2 separate regions of the Homo sapiens genome follow, and region 2 is linked to region 1. A link is a loop called in an ENCODE intact Hi-C map of the cell type or tissue named here. Cell type or tissue: Caco-2. All regions are shown on one strand. Links, peaks and the distances in the headings refer to the core of each region. The heading gives the core; the rest is flanking DNA.

What was found. Peaks named below come from ENCODE experiments on the same cell type or tissue, not always from the same donor. Only the 100,000 strongest peaks of a DNase experiment are listed, where the experiment ranks them.
Region 2: a loop joins it to region 1, with 9 times the contacts of the local background. A loop is called at or near these places in 1 of 110 quality-filtered maps.

What each region holds. Positions count from the first base shown.
Region 1 is chr12:39,119,465-39,125,440 of GRCh38, forward strand. The region is part of intron 1 of LINC02406 (long intergenic non-protein coding RNA 2406); the gene reads right to left. Among named protein-coding and RNA genes, the nearest start is that of LINC02406, 23 kb to the right of the region's middle. In Caco-2, for the core only: no CTCF peak of the experiment used is centred there; DNase peaks (open chromatin) are centred at 3,347 and 4,297.
Region 2 is chr12:39,235,874-39,240,781 of GRCh38, forward strand. No RefSeq gene overlaps it. Among named protein-coding and RNA genes, the nearest start is that of LINC02406, 93 kb to the left of the region's middle. In Caco-2, for the core only: no CTCF peak of the experiment used is centred there; no DNase peak of the experiment used is centred there.

The sequences.
Region 1 (5,976 bases), core at 944-4,943:
ACAGGTGGTGTTTGGTCACATGAATAAGTTCTTTAGTGGTGATTTCTGAGATTTAGGTGCACCCATCACACCTGAGCAGTGTACACTGTACCCAATGTGTAGTCCTTTATCCCTCATTCTGCCTCCCACCCTTTCCCCCACGTCACCAAACTCCATTGTATTGTTCTTATGCCTTTGCATCTTCATAGCTAAGCTCACACTTATGAGTGAGAATACACAATGTTTGGTTTTCCGTTCCTGAGTTAATTCACTTAGAATAATGGTCTCTGATTCAATCCACATTGCTGCAAATGCCATTATTTCATTCCTTTGTATGGCTGAGTAATACTCCATAAGGTGTATATCAACAATTTTTTTATCCACTCATTGACTGATGGGCATTTGGGCTGGTTCCATATTTTTGCAACTGTGAATTGTGCTGCTATAAACATGCATGTGCAAGTATCTTTTCTATATAATGGCTTCTTTTCCTCGGTATAAATACCCAGGAGAGGGATTGCTAGATCAAATAGTAGTTCTACTTTTAGTTCTTTAAGGAATCTCCACATTGTTGTCCATAATGGTTGTACTAGTTTACATTCCCACTAACAGTGTAAAAGTGTTCCCTTTTCACAACATCCCCACCCACAACTATTACTTTTTGATTTTTTGATTATGGCCATTCTTGCAGGAGTAAGGTGGTATCCCATTATGGTTTTGATTTGCATTTCCCCAATCATTAATGGTGTTAAGCATTTCTTCATATGTTGTCGGTCATTTGTATATCTTCTATTGTGAATTGTCTATTCATGTCATTAGCCCACTTCTTTGGTGAGATTGTTTTTTTTTTCTTGCGGATTTGTTTGAGTTCTTTGTAGATTCTGGAAATTAGTCCTTTGTCAGATGTATAGATTGTGATTCTCTCCCACTCTGGGTTGTCCGTTTACTCTGCTGATTGTTTCTTTTGCTGTGCAGAACCTCTTTAGTTTAATGAAATCCCATCTATATATCTTTGTTTTTGTGGCATTTGCTTTTGGGATCTTGGCCATGAAGTCTTTGCCTAAGCAAATGTCTAGAAGCAAATGTCTGGTGTTATCTTCTAGAACTTATATGGTTTCAGGTCTTAGATTTAAGTCTTTGATCTATCTTGAGTTGATTTTTGTATAGTGAGAGATAAGGATCCAGCTTTATTTTACTACATATGGGTTGCCAATTATCCCTGCACCATTTGCTGAATAAAGTGTCCTTTCACTACTTTATGTTTTTGTTTGCTTTGTTGAAGATCAGTTGACTTTAAGTATTTGGCTTTATTTCTGGGTTCTCTATTCTGTTTCATTGTTCTATATACCTATTTTTATACCAGTACCATGCTGTTTTGATGACTGTGGCCTTATGCGTGGCCTTATAGTATAGTGAATTTTAGGATTGTTTTCTCTAGTTCTGTGAAGAATGATGGTGGTATTTTGATGAGAATTGCATTGAATTTGTAAATTGCTTTTGGCAGCATGACGATTTTCACAATATTGATGCTACCCATCTGTAGGCATGGGATATGTTTCCATTCATTTCTGTCATCTATGATTCCTTTCAGCAGTGTTTCATAGTTTTCTTTATAGAGGTCTTTCACCTCTTTGGTTAGTTATATTCTTAAGTTTTATTGTTTTTTTAAAATTTGTTTGTTGGTTTGTGTTATTTTTTATAAGTCCTGTGAGATTTATGCTTTAAGGAGATTCTATTTTGGTATATTTTGAGGATTTGTTTCAAGATTTGGAGCTCCGTTTAGCAGTTCTTGTAGTGCTGGCTTGGTAGCAGTAAATTCTCCAGCATTTGCATGAAAAAGACTATATATTTCATTTATGAAGCTCAGTTTCACTGGATACACAATTCTTGGCTGATAATTCTTTTGTTTAAGGAGCCTAAAGATAGGACCCCAATTTCTTCTAGCTGTAGGGTTTCTGCTGAGAAATCTGCTGTTAATCTGACAGGTTTTCTTTTATAGGTTACCTGATACTTTTTCTTCACAGTTCTTAAGATTCTTTCCTTTACCTTGACTTCAGATAACCTGATGACTATGTGCCTAGGCACTGATCTTTTTGTGATGAATTTCCTAGGTGTTCTTTGAGCTTCTTGTATTTGAATGTCTAGATCTCTAACAAGGCCAGGGAAGTCTTCCTCAATTATTCCTTCAAATATGTTTTCCAAACTTTTAGATTTCCCTTCTTCCTTGGGAACACCAATTATTCTTAGGTTTGGTCATTTAATATAATCCCAAACTTCTTGGAGGCTTTGTTCATTTTCTTAAAATTCTTTTTTCTTTGTCTTTGTTGGATTAAGTTAATTCTAAAGCCTTGTTTTCAACTTCTGAAGTTCTTTCTTCTACTTGTTTGATTCTATTGCTGAGACTTTCCAGTGGATTTTGCATTTCTCTAAGTGTGTCCTTGATTTCCAGAAGTTGTGATTATTTTTTATTTATGCTATCTATTTCACTGAAGATTTTTCCATTCATATCCTGTTATCTTTTTTAAAAAACATTCTTTACATTGGACTTCAACTTTCTCTGGAGCCTCCTTGACTGGCTTAATAATTGACCTTCTGAATTCTTTTCTGGCAATTCAGAGACTTCATCTTGGTGTGGATCCATTGCTTATGAGCTAGTGTGATCTTCTGGGGGTGTTAAAGAACCTTGTTTTTTCATGTTACCAGAATTGTTTTTCTCATTCCTTCTCATTTGAGTAGACTATGTTTGAGAAAAGATCTGGGGTCAAGAGCTGCTGTTCAGATTCTTTTGTCCCACAGGGGGCTCCCTTGATGTGGTGCACTCCTCTTTCCCCTAGCGATGGGGCTTCCTGAAATCTGAACTGCAGTTATTGTTACTTCTCTTCCGAATCTAGTCACTTCTGAATCTAGTCTCCAGCCTGGTACTGGGGTGTGTCCGCAAAGTGTCCTGTGATGTGATCCATCTTTAGGCCTCTTAGCCATGGATACCAGCGCCTAGTCTGTTAGCGGTAGCAGGGTAGTAAATTGGACTCTGTGAGGGTCTTTGGTTGTATTTTTGTTAAATATACTAATTTTGTTTTGATTGGCCTCCAATCAGGAGGTGGCGCTTTCAAGTGCACATCAGCTGTGGTTGTATAGGGAGGATGTAATCTTGCCCTAGAGGAGGTGGGGGATGGGCCATAGAGCTCCCAGGAGATTATGTCCTTTGTCTTCAGCTACCAGGGCTCCTAGAGAAAGACAGCCAGGTGAGGGCAGAGTTAGGCTTCTGAGCTCAGACTCTCCTTGGGCGGGGCTTGCTGCAGCTGCTGTTGGGGGAAGGGGGTGTGGTTCCCAGCCCAATACAGTATTTTCCCAAAGAGGATTATGGCTGTCTCTGCTGCATCACACAGGTTATCAGGGAAGTGAGGGAATGCCAGCAGCCAGAGGCCTCACCCCATTCCCACACATCTTGCAGCTCAAAAAGCCAGTCTCACTCCCACCGTGCCCCACTGTGCCCTAGCACTGAGTTTATTTCCAGTCAGCTGGTTAGCAGGGCTGAGAACTTGCCCCAAGCTATAAGCCTTCCAGCTGAGAAAGCAAGCCGACTCACAGTTCCTCAGCTGTCCCACGGAGCCCGCAGGGGCAATCCACCTCCTTCAAAGGGTCTGTGGATTCTCTCGGCTTTCCTGGTATGTACCTGTAGTACTTCTTGGAGCAAAAGTTCATGATGTGGGTCTCCACACACTGCTCTTTCCCTCTGAGTGGGAGCTGCAAGTTAGTCCTGTCTCCTATCCACCATTTCCCCCCATCTTTTTTTAATATACATTTCTCTGCCCATCAGTTCTCTTGGGCCCTGAGTTAGGCAGCCAGGCCTTCAAGCCTCCCGCCCAACTGATCAGCTGCCCTCTGCCCTTGCCTCTGCTTCCTGAATATCTATCTTTATTCCCTCTGCCTGTGTCCAGCACAGTCCAGCACTGCCCTGATTCCTCAGTGTTACTTTTACCATATTCTATTGCAGATAACTGTTTTATTTGTCTATGTCTTCCATGAGACTGTAAACTTCAGAAGTCAGTAATCGTGTTCATATTTGCATCACTTTTCTATTGTTGTGTAACAAATGATTGCCCACATTACCAGTTTAAAAAAAATACACATTTATTATCTTAGTTGCTGTGTGTCAGGAGTCCAGGCTTGACTTGATTGGATCCTCTGCTTAGGGTGTCCAGAGGCTGCAATCAAGGTATCTGCTTGCAGCAGATGGTTTGAATCATGGAAAATGCAGAGGCATTTGAACCAGAGCAACTCCATCTTGAATAGAGACTGGGTAAAATAAGGCTGAGACCTGCTGGGCTGCATTCCCAGGAAGTTAGGCATTCTTACTCACAGGATGAGATAGGAGATCAGCAAAAGATACAGGTCAGGAAGACTGCTGATAAAACAGGATGAGGTAAAGAAGGCATCTGAAACCACTGAAGGCAAGATGGCGATAAAAAGTGTTTTCTAGTCATCCTCACTGCTCATTATATGTTAATTATAATGCATTAGCATGCTAAAAGTCACTCCCACCAGCACCATGACAGTTTACAAATGCCATGGCAATGTTAGAAAGTTACCCTATATGGTCTAAAAAGAGGAGAAACTCTCACTTTCAGGAAATCTCCACCCCTTTCCTGGAAAACTCATGCATAATCCATGCCTTGTTTAGCACATAATCAAGAAATAACTGTAAGTATTCCTAGTCGTGCAGCCCATGCTGCTGCTCTGTCTATGGAATAATCATTCTTTTTTTTTTTTTTTTTCAAATTTTGACTCATTTATTGAATTAAAATTATACTACGTATAAAACAGCAATCTATATGCAGTGATTTAATGCATCATAATATATACATTTATCTTTACAAAGTCAGGATGCAAGTTCCAATGATTATGACTATAAAATTTATATTAAACATTTCCATAAGTGACTTCGGAATAATCATCCTTTTATTGCTTTACTTTCTTTAAACTTGCTTTCACTTTACTCTGTGGACTTGACCCAAATTCTTTCTTGTGCAAGGTCCAAGAATGCTTTCGTGAGGTGTGGATTGCGTCCCGTTTCTGGTAACATCTTGACTAGAAAAGGCTCTGCCTCTAAGCTCCCTCAGGTTGTTGACAGAATTCATCTCCTTGCGCTATGGAATTCATGGTAAATTGCTTCTACAAAGCCAGCAAAGGAGAGAAGGGTAAGGGGGTGGGAACGGGGTGAATGATGAGAAATTACTTAATGGGTACAATGTACATTATTTGGGTGATGAATACCCTAGTTCCCAATCTTTTTGGTAGCAGGGACCTGTTTTGTGGAAGACAATTTTTCCACGGACTTGGGGGTAGGGGATGGTTTTGGGATGAAACTGTTCCACCTCAGGTCATCAGGCCATTAGTTAGATTCTCATAAGGAGTGTGCAACCTGGATTCCTTGCATGTGCAGTTCGCTATAGGGTTCGCTCTCCTATGAGAATCGAATGCCCCAGCTGATCTGACAGGAAGCGGAGCTCAGGCAGTAATGCTTGTGCTCACCTCCTGCTGTGCAGCCTGGTTCCTAACAGGCCACAGACCAGTATCTGTCTGTGGCCCAGGGGTTGGGGACTCTTGCCCTAAAGCCGTGATTTGATCAGTATACATTCTCTTCATGTAAAAAAATTGCACTTGTACCCCCAAATTTTTACAAATAAACAAAATTTTAAAAAGAGAGAGAACCTCTAGATATTTATTAAAAAAGCTAGCATGACTGAGTTTTATATAACACAATTAACAAAATCACAGTGTGACAACCTATCACTATATTCTATTGGGGAGAAGCAAGTCTTCCAATGGTACTTAGTCTTTCAGGCCAGCTCTTGGTTGAAGATTATGCAAAAGAATTTTTGTTTATTGTTCCCAGGCATTTTCCTTCATTATTTTCTCTGGGGACTATTTATTACTCAGCACATAGCTAACAGTCTCTTTGGGTCTAATCAAAGCCCCTTCCTTATAAGGCATGCA
Region 2 (4,908 bases), core at 415-4,414, 120 kb after region 1:
CTGACTGTCGAGCCCCAGTGCAGGCTGAACACTTCACCGGCATCCTCCTTTAACTGTTGCCCCAAGGGTGCTATTCTTGGAACTCTGCTCTTCTCATCCTCAGGACTCTCCCTAGACAATCTCACCTAACTCTATGCTTTCTGCTAGCACCTATGTGTTAGTCACTTCAAAATCTCCCACCTAAGACTGACTTGAGAGCTCTAAACCTTCATTTCCAATTCACTACCAAAAGTCTACACCAGGTTGGGACACAGATTATTCTAACACAGAGGTTCTCAACTTTAGAAAGGTGACTCAGAGTCACCTGGAGCGCTCGTTAAAACTCAGATTGTTTTGTGGATGGGATTGGGCTCATCCCCAAAGTTTATGATTCAGTAGGTCTAGTACGGGACCTGAGAATCTGTTTCTAAAAAGTTTCTATGTGATGCTGGTGCTGCTAGTTCAGGGTCCACACTTTGGGAATTGCTGCTGTAACAAAACATATTCAAAATGAAACCCATTTTCTTCCTCCAAATTCTTTTTGATCAAATCTTATACCTGTTGTTCATCCAGTAGAGTATTGCCGTTAGCTTCTTCATGAATCTTGAAAATAATCCTCTCCCCTTTCTTCTCCATTCTACCTCTCATTAATGTAGAAGCAAACTTGGTTCCTGTGGTTAAAAAGGGTAAATGACTCACTGCCCAACATACACAAAGCTTACTATAGGCCATATCTATGAAGCACACTGAATGAGTGTGGGGATAGTTCAAGAGAAGTCAAGGAAATGGAAATTACTTTTCTTGATCTATGGCCAGCACTTACCCAGCTTATTTAAAATAGACTGGAAAGAAAATTTAAAAACTAATTCCTTAGGAAAAGCTGCATTTTTGGTGAACTTTGTCATAATTTCCATCTATCAACCCTTTGGATTTATGATGGGAACTTTTATAAAATTAATTTTGCAATTAACTTGAGACTTGAGGACTAGAGGGAGCACAATTCTTGAATTTGCTAATTGTTCCTTTTTATTTTACCATTTAAGATAAAGAGCTATTTTAGCAGCATGAGGATTATTTAAACACAAATTACAAAGGCATATTTACATCTATACATTGCTGAACAATATTTTCAGGCGTGGTGGCACCAAACAGATAAAAGACAAGAACTCTTTCAAAAGTCCAAAAACTTACAGGAAAACATGGATGTACTGTGGCGAGGGGAAAAAATAAACTCTAAGTATAATACAAATAGTCAGGAACACTAGATCACTGAATTTTTTCTCTGTTATTCACATATTAACTAAGCCATTTGTCAACACACTAAATACCAGTAGCGATATCTTGTGTCCAAGAATCTGCCAACATTTGATGATTCAGTAACTGTGCAGGGTTTTTCCCCAGAGATTTCACTGGGTTGCTTGTAAATAGGCAACAAAATTATATATGTCTATGTGCTTACATAATGTCACATTTAAAGCATGGAAACATTGTTAAGCACAGATAAGAAAAGCTACAAAGCATATAAATTACTTGAGGCCTGTTTTATTCACTTCATAAATTGAAATCCTATGTTAACACAAGCAGGTGACCATGGCAACATTTGCTGGTTAGGCATGGAATATTAAAAGAGGGACAAACTGTTTCATTCCTATGCACTTCACAGGAGTGACTTCTATTTTCACTAATCTTGCACTATTTAAGAAATCCGTCCATTTCCTCTAAGTTATGAAATTTGTGGGCATAGAGTTGATAATATTTCATTATCATCCTTTTAATGTCAATGAGATCAGTAGTAACTGACTTCTTTCACTTCTGATATTATAATTTGTATATTTTCTCTCTTTTTTGGTTAGCCTTGCTAGATATTTCTCTTTATTTTTAAAGGCAAGAAACTCACATTTTTTTTTTTTTGAGACGGAGTCTCATTCTGTCACCCAGGCTGGAGTGCAGTGGCACGATCTCAGCTCACTGCAACCTCTGCCTCCCGGTTCAAGTGATTCTCCTGCTTCAGCCTCTGGAGTAGCTGGGATTACAGGTGCCCCCCACCATGCCCAGCTAATTTTGGTATTTTTAGTGGAGGTGGGGTTTCACCATGTTGGCCATGGTTGGCCAGGCTGGTCTCAAACTCCTGACCTCAGGTGATCTGCTCACCTCAGCCTCCCAAACTGCTGAGATTACAGGCATGAGCTAGTGCACCGGCCATAACATTTTAAATTTATTGCTACTTTCATTTACGTTTTACTGAAAAAGTGTCCTTTTCATAATGAAAAGGGAACTTTTAAATAATTTTAAATTTCTATGTTCTAATTAATAAAAATTATAGTTAAGGAAAAGGCAAAGTTAACATACAAATTTGCTTATTTTACATTTTTGTAAAACAATTATATCATTCAGTATTGCTGCTCAAGCGAACACATGCATATGAAAATCTCTCTTGTACACATATAAAATAGAAGACTTATCAAACACCTGCAACACCTATATATTATTTGAGAGTTTATTATCATTTAAATATCCTTTCAAATAAGATCCAATAGCATTTCCAAAAATAGAAAGTGTCTATTTGAATACCAGCTTTTGGTAGAACGTGAATAGCATTAAGTGTGTGGCCTGAGTAAAGGGCAGACCAGCAGAAAACATTAGCGGACTTTCCAACATTTTTACCATGGCTGATTAAATAGAAACACATTTAAACAAATGCCCCTTGGCATTAAATTCTTAAAACTTCTTATAAACACATGTTTTTCATTCATGCAATATCAGCTATTAATTTGTGTCACTTTTGCTGTCAATAAAGAGAAAATTCACCAAAGACGGCTGGAATTACAAGCATCTTTATTGTTTACTTTATAAGATAACTGGAGGTTGTTAGTCCTAGACGTGCTTCTGTGGCTTGAGGAAACATTGACTCTTTCCATCTTTCTATTCTATTGGCTTTATTCTTGTTGTGATGTCAAAATGGCTACTGAAGGTACAAAAAACGTCCTCAAATCACAGGATCCCAGGCAGGAAGGACAAGGTAAAGGCAAAAAGGCTCTTGCACAGCTTATGCCTTTTTGAGGGGAGGAAAATCTTTCTTAACAGCAATTAGATTATTGGTCAAAAGTAATCCTTGCTTTCCCCTCAAACTGTCATTGGCAAAGAGGCATGGCCACACTGTCACTCAAACAAAGGGACGTTCTGTTCACAAGGAAAAAGGAAATAATGCTATTGGATGGGTCACAATGTATGCCACATTTTCTCTTGTGACAGAAAAATTTGCAAAGGGGAGTTTTACCATAAAGCCCTCTACTAAATATATAACCATTGGTGATTGATCTCTAGACTATCCTACATCTAATAAAATCCATGACTTGTTTAAATGATGAATGTTCATGTTCATCAAATCCACGTATAAGACAAGATGGTACAGAATTCATCATTTGTACAAGATGGCTAGAAAGAGAAACAAGAATCCAATAAACAATCTGAGTGTCAAGTCATCAAGATACTGATAATGTGACTTTCAAAAATAAATTCTGTTTTACACATAAGCTCTAAAGTGAACACCTACATTGACTAAGCTTTTCCTTTGAAAAGACCACTCTTATCTCAAAAAAAAACTTTTTAAAACAGAGAATGAATAAAGAACTAATATTTTGAGGACTACTAGAGCTAGTTACTGTGTTTGATTTTTAGCATGTGGTACTCTTTTAATCCTCACCATAAACCAATGAGATCTCTCTTTTTATAAAGCTGACTTAAAGTAAACACAGCTAAACAAGGCTGAGTCTGTTAACTAACCAGGCAAGCAATCACATGCCTGTGAAGGAATTTGTTGAATAGTTTGTTCATTCAGAGAGAAAACTCACAGTTTTGAGTTCTAAAAAAGTAGGCATTCATGATAGCTATGGTAATTAAGTGTGAAAGCCAGCACTCTATATAGGAGGGAATAGGTCCATATGTTTGTACATGGTTGGTTGTAACAAGATCCATTGTTGATGAATCAGAAAAGTCTTCAGTTAGGTCTAGTAAGCGTCTTTCCTCTTTCTCTCTAAAACTTGTGATCTTTTATCAGCTCCAGCTTGCCACCAGTTAGAACTAGTGGCAATGAAACACAGCGGTCAGCTTTGTATTTCCCAGACAAGTACTGTTATGGTTGGAAATTTTTCAGTTTACAGCTCAAAGACAATAAAAGTTTATTTCTCACTCAAACAATTCAGGGCAGTTTCCCACGAGGCAATTGGGTGGTGTCTCTACAGTCATTCAGGGACTCAGGCTGACAGAGACCATACAATCTTCAATATGTGGTTTCTAAAATTTCCCAGGGCATTGGCCAGGGGAAAAAAGCTGGAAGGATCTTTTATGAAAGATATCGGGGAACCAGGTCTGTGAGTGGCACGTATCACTTCCACCTACATTTAACTGGATAAACCTAGTCACATGGCCATACCTCACTCCAGGATCTGAATGGTTAAAAAATGTCAACTTCCTCATGGTTTCTGTGATCAAATAGTGTTAAACAGAAATGGTCAGTTAATCAAGCTTCCTGCCACAGAATGATTGGCTTTTAATTTGCTAAGGAACCCTGTGATTTTTCCCATGGGATATAAAAGTTTGTAGCATTGTAGCATTACTCAAACTGATTTGGGCATAGTACTCATTTTAGACTGCTGCAATGATCTAAGTGGTGTTTCTCAACTTTAGTGTACATTAGAATTACCTGGTTTGTTAAAACACAAATTCCTGAGCCCCATCCCCAAGGTTTCTAATTCAGTTGGCTGTTACCTAAAAATGTGCATTTTCAACAAGTCCTCAGGTGATGCTAATACTACTAGTCCAGGGACCACCCTTTGAGAATCACTGATCTGCAGGATCACTTAAGAGATAAGGAAAATCCAAAGTGGTGGGATGAGGATGTGTGCCTGCTGGCTGTAAGTACTGAGCTGT